Linked DNA regions of Homo sapiens: region 1 is linked to region 2. The links are chromatin contacts, found by Hi-C in ENCODE. All regions are on one chromosome and are shown on one strand. The core of a region is the stretch at or near the end of the contact, and the rest is flanking DNA. Distances in the headings are between cores, read along the strand shown.

Region 1 (6,993 bases), core at 1,562-4,061, 940 kb before region 2:
GGTCTCGAACTCCTGACCTCAAGTAATCCACCCGCCTTGGCCTCCCAAAGTGCTGGGATTACAGGCGTAAGCCACTGCGCCTGGCAAGACTTATTATTAAAATGTCCATACTACCTAGAGGGACCTACAGATATTATTAAAATGTCCATACTACCTAAAGTGACCTACAGATTCACGCAATCCCTATCAAAATCCTAACAACATTTTTGCAGAAATAGAAAACAAAAATTTTTAATTCATATGAAATCTCAAAAGGCTCTGAATAGCCTTAAAAAATATGAGAAAGAAGAAAAAGCTGAAGGCCTCAAACTTCCTGACTTCAACATATATTACAAAACTTTAGTAATCAAAACAGAATAGTACTGGCATAAACAGACATATTGTCCAATGGAACAGAATAGCCCCAAAATGAACCCTCATGTATATGGTCAAATGATCTTTGACAAGGGTGCTGAGGTCACACAATGGGAAAAGGACAGTCTCTTCAACAAATGGCATTGGGAAAACTGGATGTCCACATGCAAAAGAATGAAGTTGGACCCTTGCCATACAAAGGTCCTATAAAATTTGACTACAAAGATGAACTCAGAATGGATCATAGGCCTAACTGTAAGACCTGAAACTATAACACTCCTGGAAGATAACACAGGGGAAAAGCTTAATGACATTGGGTTTGGCAATTATTATTTGGATATTGACATGAAAAGCACAGGCAACAAGTGCAAAAATTAGACAAATGGGACTACAGCGAACTTACAAACTTACATGCAGCAAAGGAAATAATCTAAGAGTGAAAAGGCAACCTTAAAAAGTTTCTCAAGAGAACTTGACAAAAATCCAGAATATATTAATATAATGAAGTCTTACAACTCAATAATAAAAAAAAAAAAATCCAATTTAAAAATGGGCAAAGAACTTGACAGACATTTCTCCAAAGAAGAGATACAAATGACCGACAAACATATGAAAAGATCCTCAACATCAATAACCATCAGGGAAAGGGAAATTAAAACCAGAATAGTATCACCTCATACCTATTAGGATGACCACTGTTAAAAAATTAATTAATTAAAAATAAATAAATAAATAAAAATAATAAGTGTTGGTAAGGATGTAGAGTACTTGGAGTCTCTGTACACTGTTGGTGGGAATGTAAAATAGTGCAGCTGCTATGGAAAACAGTAGGGAAGTTCCTCAAAAAATTAAAAATAGAATTACCATATGACCTAGCAATCCCACTTCTGGGTATATATCCAAAAGAATTCAAAACAAGATTTCAAAGAGATATTCACACGCTCATGTTCATTGCAGTATTGGTCACAATAGCCAACAACCTAAATGTCCACCAACAGATGAATAAAGAAAATTTGGTATATTCACACAATGGATATTATTCAGCCTTAAAAAAGAAGGTAGGCCAGGCGTGGTGGCTCATGTCTGTAATCCCAGCACTTTGGGAGGCTGAGACAGGTGGATCACTTGAGGTCAGGAGTTTGAGACCAGCCTGACCAACATGGTGAATCCCTGTCTCTACTAAAAATACAAAAATTAGCCAGCGTGATGCCAGGCACCTGTGGTCCCAGCTAGTCAGGAGGCTGAGGCAGAATAATTGCTTGAACCTGGGAGGCTGGAGGTTGCAGTGAGCCGAGATGGCGCCATTGCACTCCAGCCTGGGCAACAAAGCTACACTCCATCTGAAAAAGAAAAAAAAGAAAAAAAAAATAAGGAAATAGGGCCGGGCGTGGTGGCTCACGCCTGTAATCCCAGCACTTTGGGAGGCCAAGGCAGGTGGATCACCTGTGATCAGGAGTTCGAGACAAGTGAAACCCCATCTCTACTAAAAATACAAAAACTTAGCTGGGCGTGGTGGCGGGTGCCTGTCCCAGCTACTCGGGAGGCTGAGGCAGGAGAATAGCTTGAACCGGGGAGGCGGAGGTTGCAATAAGCCGAGATCGTGCCACTGCACTCTAGCCTGGGCAACAGAGTGAAACTCTGTCTGAAAAAAAAAAAAAAAAAAGAAAAGAAGGAAATCCTATCATATGCTACAACACAGATGAACTCTGAGGACACTGTGTTAAGTGAAACGAACCAGCCACAAAAAGAAAAATATTGCATGATTCCACTTATGTGAAGTATCAAAAATAGTCAAACTCTTAGAAATGGGAAGTAGAATGGTGCTACTAGTAGAATGGGGAAGAGAGAAAAGGTGAGTTATTCAAGGGGTACAGAGTTTCAGTTTTGCAAGATGAAGAAGTTCTAGAGATCTGTTTCACAACAATATATATACCGTTAACACTACTGTACTGTATCTTTAAAAATTGTTTTAAAAAGAGAGAGAGAGGGCCGGGCGCGGTGGCTCACGCCTGTAATCCCAGCACTTTGGGAGGCCGAGGCGGGTGGATCATGAGGTCAGGAGATCGAGACCATCCTGGCTAACAAGGTGAAACCCCGTCTCTACTAAAAATACAAAAAATTAGCCGGGCGCGGTGGCGGGCGCCTGTAGTCCCAGCTACTCGGGAGGCTGAGGCAGGAGAATGGCGTGAACCCGGGAGGCGGAGCTTGCAGTGAGCCGAGATTGCGCCACTGCAGTCCGCAGTCCGGCCTGGGCGACAGAGCGAGACTCCGTCTCAAAAAAAAAAAAAAAAAAAAAAAAGAGAGAGAGAGAGAAAACAGACAGACATACAGAGAAGATAGCAATATGAAGATGGGGTCATCGACTGAAATGTTGTTACACAGCACATTGCTGTACTTCATTCTGGCAGCCCTAGGAAAGTAACACAAGGGCCCACAGAAGAAAGCTTGCAAGTGAGTGCAGGCTCCTTTTGTGACTGGGGCTTCCCGTTATTCTGAAATGTTACATTAGCCCACATTCAGCCTTTAAGAATTCATTACAGTTTTAGCTGCTTTCTTCTTACCTACCTTTACGGTGCCTTCTCTTCCTCCTATGCTCTGCCAAAGGTAACACAGTTTCTGTGTCCTGTCTCTCTTCAAAAGGGCTTGCCTCTCTTTGGAATTTCAGTTCATCTGATTGCCTTGTGACCTCAACTCTCTGATGAGCTCAAGAAGCATCATGACTTTGTGGATTATCAAGATTTTTCTCATTGTTATGATGGGAACAATGTTCTCTTGCAACATTCTACATCCTAAACAGAAGCAAAATTTTCAGCATTTCCTGAAAGATGATTCCAAGGGTTATTAATAGATTTTATGAGCGAAAAAGAATTGTGATTACACGTTTGGAACGTGTTAAGATACACTATAAACTTTCAAAAAAGACTGCAACATTTTCCAAACATGTCATTACAGAACCCTTTTGGCTTACAAAATCTCTTGCAGTTGTGTCAGACATTCTGTGTACCATAGTTTAGGAGATAATGAGTTAAACGCCTAGACATGTTTTTTTTGTCCTCACTATATGGCAAAATTAGTGTCAGCAAACCAGTTGGGGGATATTTTCTTTCTGCCACTTCACCACTTTGACTGAAAATAAGATCTTTCTGTTTCTACATCACTTATGCTGGAAGATACGGTGACCTTTGCATTACTTCTGTCTCTTCTCAGGTTTTCTCCCGTTACTCATCAAATGCCAAAATGAGGAGATACTTGACTTCTTAAAAAATGAACATAAAGTTCCATCAAATAAATAAAATATGTAAAGTAAATTCAATAAACATATTTTAAATTAGTTAGGATAATGTATACTTACACATTAAATATAACAACACAAATTTAATCAGCAACATGTTATACATAATGCTTTTGGTAAAATACTTTCCCTTTGAGTTGTCCATTTTAATGGTTCTGTGGTGTTCTTAATGTTTCTCCTCATTTCCTTTCCTTGAAATACGTGGAACATAAATGGTTTTTTTAAAACATACATATTTCCATTATTTCCCTAAGTCTATGGTTCATTTAGTTTTCCTCTTTCAACCCTGAAAAAAATGGTGTGGGACAGATGTGACTTCAAATGTAATATTTATCTCTAAGTAAAAGATAGAAAAGAGAAAGCTTTCTAAGAAAGAAGAAAAAAATCAAATAAGAACTAGCACATTTTGCAAGTGGAACACCATTTAGCTAAATATTCTTATCTTTTGCCTCAAAAATACCAGCTTTGTTTAGTGAGGTACTGCAGAGTTTACTGAAAGGCCTGTAGTCCGTCGCCACGTTCCCTGCTTTATCTCTGGCCTGCAGACATGGCAATAATTCTCAGACTCAGTTTTAAAAGACAAAAAAAAAAAAAGACAGAATTAGGAAACTATACATACCATGAACAGAAAGACATGTACTGTACAATATCTATTAATTGTATGCACACAGAGAGAGAGAGAGAGAGTAGCTCTTATTTTGGTTACTGTATTGGTGAAAAATTTCTTGAAGTCTAATTCATCTAACTCCCAATCTTCCTACCCTGTTTAGTTGTGACTACATAAGAACCTGTTTCTTTTTCTTTTCTTTTCTTTTTTTTTTTTTTTGAGACGGAGTCTCACTGTGTTGCCCAGACTGGAGTGCAGTGGCACGGTCTCAGCTCATTGCAACCTCCGCCTCCTGGGTTCAAGAGATTCTCCCACCTCAGTCTCCCGAGTAGCTGGGATTACAGGCATGTGCCACCACACCTGGCTGATTTTTGTATTATTAGTAGAGACAGGGTTTCACCATGTTGGCCAGGCTGGTCTCGAACTCCTGACCTCAGGTGATCTGCCTGCCTTGTCCTCCCAAAATGCTGGGATTACAGGTGTGAGTCACTGCGCCCAGCCAATAACCTATTTCTAAGTTGCCAATTATCTACCTCAAAAGGAAGGAAGCCACAACCACTGGACTCTCATGCTACCTCATGATTAGAGGAGGAGAAACTGGGGTAATTGATGTGCTGGTTGGTATTTTTCACAGCTTTCAAAAATATCCAATTACTAGGTTTAAATCAACCTTGGGAATGTCCTGGACATGACATAAGCAGAGGTAGTAGCTGTGACTACCATCTCTCAAATGTAGCAGAGCCTTTGTAATGGACAGACTGTGTACATTTTATGCCAATAGGAAATTTCCTAATACAGAAAGCAAGTTTTTTTTTAGAAGAGTAACTGCACAATGTCTTATAGTTAAATAGGTTTTCTGGGTTTCTATGTAAGACTCAAATATCTGTGACCTGTGCCAGAGAACAAATTCTTGATTCCAGTTCAATCATTTCTGAGCAACCTAACTCTCTAATAAGTCAAATTTATAACATGACTTTAGCCACTGTGCAGGACCTTCTGTACATTAACTTTACCCACTTTAATACTATTACATTTGCTTTGTCTTATTCTCTTTATGTCCCCATCCTACATACTATATGCATTTTAAAATATTTTTTAGAACAAGGCAGGATATAAATAAATTTAATTAATTCATCTTGTAAAATCATCTTGAAATATTAAGTCCTCATAATTTGGGCTACAGGTCTCATTGTCCCAAATATGCATCTCTGTGAGTACAGGTTAAATTCACTCAACTAATAAATAAGTTCTAAGGGCCCACCATGTGTCAGTCACTGTTCTCAACACTGGGGAAAATACCTATGAAGAGAATGCCAATCAGAGATAAGTACAATGGAGAACAGTAAAGCAGAGAAGACTAGGGATGCCATGTAGTGAGGTTACAATTTTAAATAAGATGGTCAAAGAGGGCCTCACTGAGGTCACATAACCTGAAGGGCCTAAAGAAGATGAGAGATTAAACCAGATAGATATCTAAGGCAAGGGTATTCCAGGCACAGGGAATATCAAGTACAAAGGTCCTGAGGCAGAAGGAAGCTTGGCATTTCTAAGGATCAGCTAAGAGATCTGGGCTGGGTAGTCCAATAGATGGTAGAGAGGTAAGGAGAGAGCAGAGGCATATCAGGTAAGGCCCTGGAGACCATTATAAGGACTTGGGCTCATACTTGGAGTGAGATGAGAAGCAACTGAAGGGTTTTGGTTTGTGTGTTTGAGACAGGGTCTTGCTCTGTTACCCAGGCTGGAGTGCAGTGGCACAATCATGGCTCACCGCAGCCTGGACCTCCTGGGCTCCAGCAATCCTTCCACCTCAGCCTCCTGAGTAGCTGGGACTACAGGTGTGTGCCACAATGCCCGGCTCATTTTTAAATTATTTTTATTTTGTAGAGACTGGAGTCTCACTGTGTTGCTGGTCTTGAACTCCTGGCCTCAAGCAATCCTCCTGCCTTGGCCTCCGAAAGTGCTGGAATTGCAGTCGTGAGCACTGCAGTCAGTCAAGAGGAGGGTTTTGAACAGAGGAAGTTAAACAACCCAGAACTTACAGTACTGAAATATCTAAGTGAAGAGTGGTGGCTGTGGGAAGAATCAGTTGACAAATATTTACTGAATCCCTACTATTTGCCAGGAAATTTCCTAAACACTGGGCATACAGTGTAATAAAACATGCACCAGTCATTGCCCTCCTGAAGGTTGTCTTGTAAGATTATTAATAAATGATTATATATGAGAAATAATTACAACTATGCTAGATGTGAGAAAAAAATGGGTGATTTATGACAGAATGATAGAGAAGGGAGGTCTAATCTAGTCTGAGATATGGAGGAAGGCTTCTTGGAAAAAATAATATTTAAAGTGAGACTGGTAGTATGAGTAGAAGTGGGTTATGTGAAGAGGAACAGGAGAGAGGAGGGCATTCCAAGCAGAAAGTATCTGCTCTGCAAAAGCCCTAAAGAAGGCTGGGCGCTGTGGCTTACGCCTGTAATCCCAGCACTTTGGGAGGCCCAGGTGGGTGGATCACGAGGTCAGGAGTTCAAGACCAGCCTGGCCCACATGGTGAAACCCCATCTCTACTAAAAATACAAAAATTAGCCAGGCATAGTGGCGGGCGCCTATAATCCCAGCTACTTGGGAGGCAGAGGCAGAGAACTGCTTGAACCTGGGAGGCGGAGGTTGCAGTGAGCCAAGATTGCACCACTGCACTCCAGCCTGGGCGACAGAGCAAAACTCCGTCTCAAAAACAACA
Region 2 (7,704 bases), core at 4,834-7,333:
ACCGGCCGGGCACGGTGGCTCACACCTGTAATCCCAGCACTTTGGGAGGCTGAGGCGGGCGGATCACGAGGTCAGGAGATCAAGACCATCCTGGCTAACATGGTGAAACCCTGTCTCTACTAAAAATACAAAAAAAAAATTAGCCAGGCATGGTGGTGGGTGCCTGTAGTCCCAGCTACTCAGGAGGCTGAGGCAGGAGAATGGCGTGAACCCGGGAGGCGGAGCTTGCAGTGAGCCGAGATCGCGCCACTGCACTCCAGGCTGGGCAACACAGCAAGACTCCATCTCAAAAAAAAAAAAGAAAAGAAAAGAAAAGAAAAGCTTTACACTAACATGGGGAAACATGTTTTACATAATGTTAAGCAAAAAGAGCAGAAGAAAACATAATAAACACCACAGTCTCCAAGAAAAAAACAGAACACCAGGATATGCAAAAAAGTCTATGTAAAAGGTTCTCTCTGGATATGGAATTACAGGTGACTTTTTTTTCCTTCTTCACATTACTCTTCTGCATTTCAAATTACTTACAAAAAGCACATATTGTTTTAATAAGACTTTAAAGAAAAGAAAAAATAGCTGGACAGGAAAACCAAGGAACTAGGGATTGGGTTACAGAGTAGCCACACACACACACACACACACACACAGCCTTTTACAGAGTAGCAAAACACACACACACACACACACACACACACACACAAAGCCTAACAGTCTAATCACTTAATGCTGCATTTATTCCTGGGGAAGCAAGTCTCCTTTGCACTTTACACAGTGAGATAATCAGTTTCTCATGTGGACCACTGGGCCAGGAGGGCCTGACAAAGGGCAGTCTACATTTCAGACTGGAAACTGCTCCCAGAACTATTTCTTTCTAGTTCCCACCTCGGTCTGAGGTGCCTGAGGAGAGGGACTCAACAGAGGAAGCAGGAGCATAGCTCAAAGTCTCAGAACATGGAAGAGGAAAAGAATCCTCACAAGATTACGTAACTTACAGGCGTGTTGCTGCTTCAGTAGAAGTTTCATCTCCCTCAATCCTGTACACTTTTCCATACATTACATACTCAAACTGGTCAGCCCTATGGAGCAATAGCAGCAAAGTTATTCTTAACAGTAATTAACAATATAAAAGATCCCATTTAAAAATGGTTACTGGTCAGCCGGGCGTGGTGGCTCAAGCCTGTAACCCCAGCACTTTGGGAGGCCAAGGCGGGCAGATCACGAGGTCAGGAGATCGAGACCATCCTGGCTAACACAGTGAAACCCCATCTCTACTAAAAATACAAAAAAATTAGCCGGGCGTGGTAGTGGGCTCCTGTAGTCCCAGCTACTCAGGAGGCTGAGGTAGGAGAATGGCGTGAACCCGGGAGGCGGAGCTTGCAGTGAACTGAGATCGCGCCACTGCACTCCAGCCTGGGCCACAGAGCAAGACTCCGTCTCAAAAAAAAAAAAAAAAATGGTTACTGGTAACTAAATGCCAGCATTATAACAACAGGCACATTACAAACATGATGTCATTTAGTCCTCATGGCAACCCCATGAGCTAGGCATGACCATCTCTATTTTATTGATGAGGAAACAGGCTGAAGGAGATTAAGGTTACTCAACAAATAAGTGGTAGAGCTGAGAAATGAACTCAAGTGGGGTGCCAAAGTCTTTCCATCACACCAAGCTCCCTCCCAAGACACAAGACCCACATGGCCTAGGTCACTCAGCAGTTACCTCCTCAGCCTTCAAAAGGCTGCAACTCACAAGCATGTAATCACTGTTATAGATAAATACCTGGTTGTTTGAATTTTTTTCTTTTTTTTTTTTTTTTTGAGACGGAGTCTCGCTCTGTCGCCCAGGCTGGAGTGCAGTGGCGGGATCTCGGCTCACTGCAAGCTCCGCCTCCCGGGTTCACGCCATTCTCCTGCCTCAGCCTCCCAAGTAGCTGGGACTACAGGCGCCCGCCACTACGCCCGGCTAATTTTTTTTTGTATTTTTAGTAGAGACGGGGTTTCACCGTTTTAGCCAGGATGGTCTCGATCTCCTGACCTCGTGATCCGCCCGCCTCGGCCTCCCAAAGTGCTGGGATTACAGGCGTGAGCCACCGCGCCCGGCCCGAATTTTTTTCTTTTTTTTTGAGACACGGTCTTGCTCTGTCACCCAGGCTGGAGTGCAGTGGTGCAATCATGGCTCACTGCAGCCTCAACCTCCCTGGCTCAGGCAATCCTCCCACCTCAGCCTCCCAGGCAGCTGGGACTACAGGCACATGACACCATGCCCAGCCTTTTTTTTTTTTCTCTCTTCTTTTTTGTAGCAGTGAGGTTTCGCTATGTTGCTCAGGCTGGTCTTGAACTCCTGGACTCAAGCAATCCTCCTGCCTCGGCCTCCCAAAGTGCTTGGGTTACAGGTGTGAGCCACGGTGCCTGGCCTGTTTGAATTCTTAAGTGCAGAAATTTCCTTAAGGTTACTCAGATTCTGCTGATCATCATTTATTCCAGGAATTTTAGAAGAGTCTTTCTATATCACTTATCTACTTAGTCCTCAAGGCATATTTCAAGTATTACCTTCTCCACTCCCTCACCTGGAAGGCCTATCATCAGTGGGGTTGTATTCACCATCATCCAGGGTACCATCTTCATACAAGGTACTAGCTATGACCAACCGAAACTTGTCACCTGAAAATAACAGCAATATCAGAGAGTAAAGAATAGCAGAAGCAGCAAAAAGTCTCTTATTATTGTCTGTATTCAATACTTACCCAAGTCTACAGGGTAAATTTGAATGTTTACATCTAAGATTAGATCCATCTTGAAAGATTCACTCTCACAATGCAGTCGAGACACTGGGGAGAAGCAGGAAAAGAGTGACAGAGGTATTGCCAAGGCAGATCCTACAGTGTGGGATTGTATGCAACAGGATACTCAATCTAACCCAGTCTACATCCAGTGGTCTCTCATCTGCTCTCATAGAAATTCAGGCTCAATCAGAACCAGATATGCAAGAAGGAAAAGGGGAGAAAAACTGTGGCAAGCGAACGTAATCCCCAGAAAACAACCAAAGATACTCCAGCAGCAAAGCCTGCCTGGATGACTGAGAACCTGACTCTGGGCAAGTTATTCAATCATCCAAAGGTTTTCTCTTTCTATGCTAGGCACTGTGCTGAGGGGAGTGACCAAGATGTATAAGAACTGGTATCCGTCTTGAAAAACATCTTAGTCTCCAGGCAAAGAAAGAGACATCAAAGAGAAAATTATTGATAGATGACAAAATAAAGAGGTGTAGGCCGGTGCAGTGGCTCATGCCTGTAATCCCGACATTTTGGGAGGCCGAGGCAGGTGGATCATTTGAGATCAGGAGTTTGAGACCAGCCTGGCCAACACGGTGAAACCCTGTCTCTACTAAAAATACAAAATTAGCCAGGCGTGGTGGCGCATGCCTGTAATCCCAGCTACTTGGGAGGTTGAGGCAGAGAATCGCTTGAACCCGGGAGACGGAGGTTGTGGTGAGCTAAAATCGTGCCACTACACTCCAGCCTGGGCAACAGAGAAAGGCTGCGTCTCAAAAAAAAAAAGGTATATACCAAGCAGCTAACTCTAACTCAAAGAAGACTTCACAAAGCGCTAAAGATTCTGAGGGCAATACAAGAATATAGGCTCTGAAGTCAGATTACTCGCTGTGAAGCCTTGGGTGGTTTACTCAACCTCTCAGAGAAAAATGGGAAAGGCACCACCCACCTCATGAGGACTGTCATTTTTTTGAGACGGAGTCTCGCTCTGCCGCCCAGGCTGGCGTGCAGTGGCGCGATCTTGGCTCACTGCAACCTCCGCCTCCCAGGTTCAGGCAATTCTCCTGCCTTAGCCTCCCAAGTAGCTGGGATTACAGGCGCCCGCCACCACGCCAGGCTAATTTTTGTATTTTTGGTAGAGACGGGGTTTCACCATGTTGGCCAGGCTGGTCTCACAAGACAGTGTCTAGCACAGAGCAGGTAGCGATTATAAATATGCCTAGGAGTTTGCCAGCACCATGACAAAAGGCCACCCAGGCACCGGGCACGGCATGCGTGAAGCCAGAGAGAGCTCGGGAGTCTCCGTTTTCTCATCCATAAAATGTTTACTGAGGGAGGTCCCTACACCAGGACCTGCTGGTAGGGGCAGGCCACAAGAGCTGGGTGGACACGGGGCCCAGGGGCATGTCCGCGAGGTTAGCCTCTTCCTCCAAACCGCCCCTACATACCTTACTTACCTCGGTCAAACTTCTTGCCCTCCGGGTCAATATCCTTCACATCGAAAATATCCTCAAACAGGATGCCCGCCATCGCGAGGGGGCCACGAGAGCAGCAGAAGGGGTGAGAGCGCGACCACAGTTGGGAGTACGTGCACCCCCTAGCGTGGACAAGACCGGAGAGAACCAAAAGCACCTCCTGAAAGCGCGGCGGCCAGACGAGAGTGGCGCATGCGCACAAACAAGCGGTAACGCGACCACTTCCGCCACAGCCTCCCGCTCGGGGCTACTTAACTTCCGTCCCGAAAGATTGCTTCCGAGAGGCTTCGGCATTGAGGGCGGGTCTCATGTCCAGGTGGCTCTGCCCAGGGCGGGGAAGCAATAGGCTGTAGAGCGGGTTCTCGCGCTCCGCTGGGGCCCTACTGCGCCCTCTTCAGAGGCCGGGTTCCGAAGACTGGAATGCGTGGGGGCCTAACCCAGGCAGGGACCTTGATCCTTGGCCCAGAGAAGCCGGGCCCTAGCCCTACCCCGCCGGTCCGCGTGCCCGCCGAGGGCACAGTCCGCGCCGAGGGCAGGTGGAGCAGAACCCCGCCCCAGAGGTGCCCAGCCCCTCCAGCCGGCACCGAGGACCCCGGGGCCGGCCTGGGCCGGCTCGGCCCTGCTGGACGTAACCCGAGCCGGATCCGTCCAGTTTGGGAATTTGCCATGACGTCGCTATGGAGAAGAGGAAAGCCTGCATTGTCCCCTCCTCTCGTACTGCACCCTCCCACCACTGCCCTCCCTCTTCCCCCCAGGCCCTGCTCTCTTCCCCTACACCGCCCCTTCAGCCGGGCTCCCGCCACCCCCCTCCCCCGGGCATTACCCCTCCAGCTTAGTGCTGCGCGTTCCCCCTCCACTGCCTTCTCCTGGACACGGATCCCCTCCGTGCCCCTTCAGCCTGGCACTGCCCTGTCCCTTGGATACCAGCTCTTCCCTCACACTGGCCCTTCCTCCTGAGTGCTGGCTTCTATCACAAGGCCCCCCCTTCCCGGGCACTGCTCCCGCCCCCTGAGCCCCGCCTCTGCCTCCCAAATGCCCCTTACTCCTGGTGCTGGCTCTCCCGCACACTTGTGCGTTTCCTGGGCGCTGCCCTCGCTCCTCTCACACTATCTCTACGCTGCCCATCCACCCTGCGCGCGCTCCGCCCTCTGTTCTATCCTTCCCCAGCCCCTGATAGAGAACCCAGAACACCAGCAGGCAGTTCCCCCAAAGCGGAGGGATGGAAGCAGCGACTTGGGTTCCTCCTTGGGCCCAGCCAGGGAGAAGCGACCCACGCCCGCGTCCCAGGAGTAGACTTCCCGGCACCTGGAGCTCCCTTCCCTCCGGCCTACCCCTTCCGGTGCCCTCCCCAACCTCCACCCCCGCACACCCCGCAGGCCCGGTTGCTCCAAGTGCACCTACCCACGGGAGCCCCGAGAAAAGGAAGGATGAGGAAGACGGCCCCAACCCTCTCCGAATCCTTCCAGCTTTGCTTTTCACCCCTGACGGGGCAGAGGGGCCTTCCCAGGCCTGTCTGGGCCGCTCGTCTCTTCGGAGGGGCAGAGGGGAGGCGGCTCCTAACGGGCTGACCCGGAGGAGTCCGATGTAGACAGCTCCGCAGCCCCCAGCCCCAACCCCTACGGAGCTCAGGCGTCTGCAGCCCCTCCTGCCTGGGCACGGGGAACCGCGAACCCGGGCCGGCCCCTCCACGTGCCAGTAGACCCGCCCCTCCCGGGCGCCCCTCTCCGACCCGGGCATCCGCAGGGAGCCGGCGCGGGCTTGCGCCTTCCCAGCGCCCCTTGCCGCCTCTCGGGAGGCCCCGCGCGGACCCCAGCCTGGCTGGGCCGTCCCCTCCGGATGGGCCGGCGGGCGGAGCAGCGCAGAGGGCACCGCCCTCGGCCCGCCCGCCGGGGAGGGGACGCGAGCGGGAGGCTGCGCCAGCGGCGCCCGCCGGGGGCCCGCCGCACTCTGCTCTCGGCCTCCCGGGCTGCGGGGACGGGACGGCTGCCGGCGCGGACTTTGCGGGCCGGGAGCCGAGTCCAGGACAGAGCCGGAACCGCCGAGGGAGGCGAGAGGGCAGTGCGCGGAGATGGCGGCCGCGGCGGCGGAGGAAGGGATGGAGCCACGGGCGCTGCAGTACGAGCAGACCCTGGTAAGTGAAGCTGAGCTGAGCCCCAGGAGTGCGCTCCGGGACCCCTGCTCCAGGTTACCCTGGGAAGCGCGAGGACCAGGGGCCTACCCTAATCCTGTCCTAGCATTTTGAGCTGGGGAAACTGAGGCTTGGAAGTCTGAGGCTGCAGGGCCGAAGGGATGGAAAACTGCATGCTGGTTTCTGGCTGAGGCTGAGGGCCTGCAGAGGACAAGGACACCAGGTACTTGTCTCAGGTGTCCTTCCCCTCACCCCACAACATGCACGTTTTCTTTGCACCTCCCCTTCACCACCTGGGCCCAAGTCTCAGCACCCCACTGCCCCTTCCGCGGCACCATTCACACCATTGAACTTTCTCTACGCCACTATCTCCACCACCCAAGACATTCTCTGTGTCCCTGCCATGTGCATGGCACCATGCTAAGCATAGAATCGAGTGTGTAGAAAGATGGTCAGCCCCAGACCCTACCTCTGGAGGCTCCACACCCAGCGTTGGCTCCAGGAGCCCCTCAGTTGACTCTGGAAAAAGGTGGCTTGCCACTCTGGGGGACAGGAGCTTTAGGGAGGGTGGGTGAAGCAGGAATGGGTGTGGGAATTGGGACCTTTGTCTATGCTGATGCGGGGTATCCAGCCCCCACCCACCCCAGGGTGTGTCCCCTGACCTCATTAGAAGCAGGGGTCCTGGGCTCTGAGCTGACTTATCGCCCCCATTGTTACTTGGTGTTTGAGAAGCCACGTGACCCTCCTCATGTCACTGGGGTGGAAGACCCAAGCCCTAGGGAAAGGAAGGGGCCCGTGGTTCCTTTTTACCAGCTTGGGCTGGAATTTGCCCAGGAAGGTGGCAGGGAGGGAACGTCTTGGAGAGGAGAGGCTATAAGTCTGGGAGGTGCCCAGTTAGGAGAAAGTAGCTGGATGAATCAGGATGTCAGGGAGAGGTGGGAGTAGAGCAAGGGTAGAGGGGCCAACCCTTGGGATGGGGTAGGAGACACTTGCCAATCTGCCCAGACCAGGATAGGAGCATGGTCAAGGAAGCCAGGCACCTGGCCTCTGAAATGGTGCCTCTTAACACCAGCCACCTCTCCATCTCCGTCCCTTCCAGCTGTCTCTGGAATGAGCTCTCAGGGTCGAGCTCTGTCCCGGGCACTCTGTGCTCCAGCCTGCTCCCGCCCCCCTTCACCATCCTATCCCTTTGTCTTTCTCTCCCACTCTCACCTCCCTCCTCCTACACCGTGCTTGCCTCTTAATACTCTCCATTCTCTTCCTCCTCCGTACTTCTTCCTCTCTCATCCCCTTCTTTCTCTTCTCCATCCCTTCGCCTTCCCTCTCTTTTC

Evidence for each region. A loop is a pair of places that touch in the nucleus more often than their neighbours do. Pooled maps may share reads with other maps.
Region 1: a pooled map shows a loop between it and region 2 (2.2-fold over the local background). The contact joins the enhancer-like site here to the promoter of POLR2H in region 2. A Hi-C loop is called at or near these places in 1 of 168 maps with a recorded cell type or tissue (naive thymus-derived CD4-positive, alpha-beta T cell), 1 of 37 single-sample maps with no recorded cell type and 11 of 50 pooled maps.

Annotation. Positions count from the first base shown.
Region 1 is chr3:185,295,214-185,302,206 of GRCh38, reverse strand. It overlaps a transcript of MAP3K13 not described here. Among named protein-coding and RNA genes, the nearest start is that of EHHADH, 45 kb to the right of the region's middle. Within about 2 kb of position 2,811, at least 4 of the 41 ENCODE cell types and tissues checked have a DNase peak (open chromatin) inside an H3K27ac peak, as active enhancers do.
Region 2 is chr3:184,360,089-184,367,792 of GRCh38, reverse strand. It overlaps POLR2H (RNA polymerase II, I and III subunit H), which reads right to left and starts at 6,083. Exons shown (of 6, transcript NM_006232.5): 1 at 5,647-6,083; 2 at 4,228-4,920; 3 at 2,744-2,827; 4 at 2,567-2,660; 5 at 993-1,076. The coding sequence starts at 4,300. CLCN2 (chloride voltage-gated channel 2) reads left to right here and starts at 6,188. Exons shown (of 24, transcript NM_004366.6): 1 at 6,188-6,376. The coding sequence starts at 6,314. It overlaps LOC124906311 (a long non-coding RNA gene), which reads right to left and starts at 7,466. Exons shown (of 3, transcript XR_007096193.1): 1 at 7,036-7,466; 2 at 6,843-6,929; 3 at 6,482-6,574. RefSeq lists enhancers at 3,644-3,713, 4,074-4,193, 7,531-7,704 and silencers at 4,414-4,593, 4,654-4,923, 4,994-5,263, 5,824-6,413.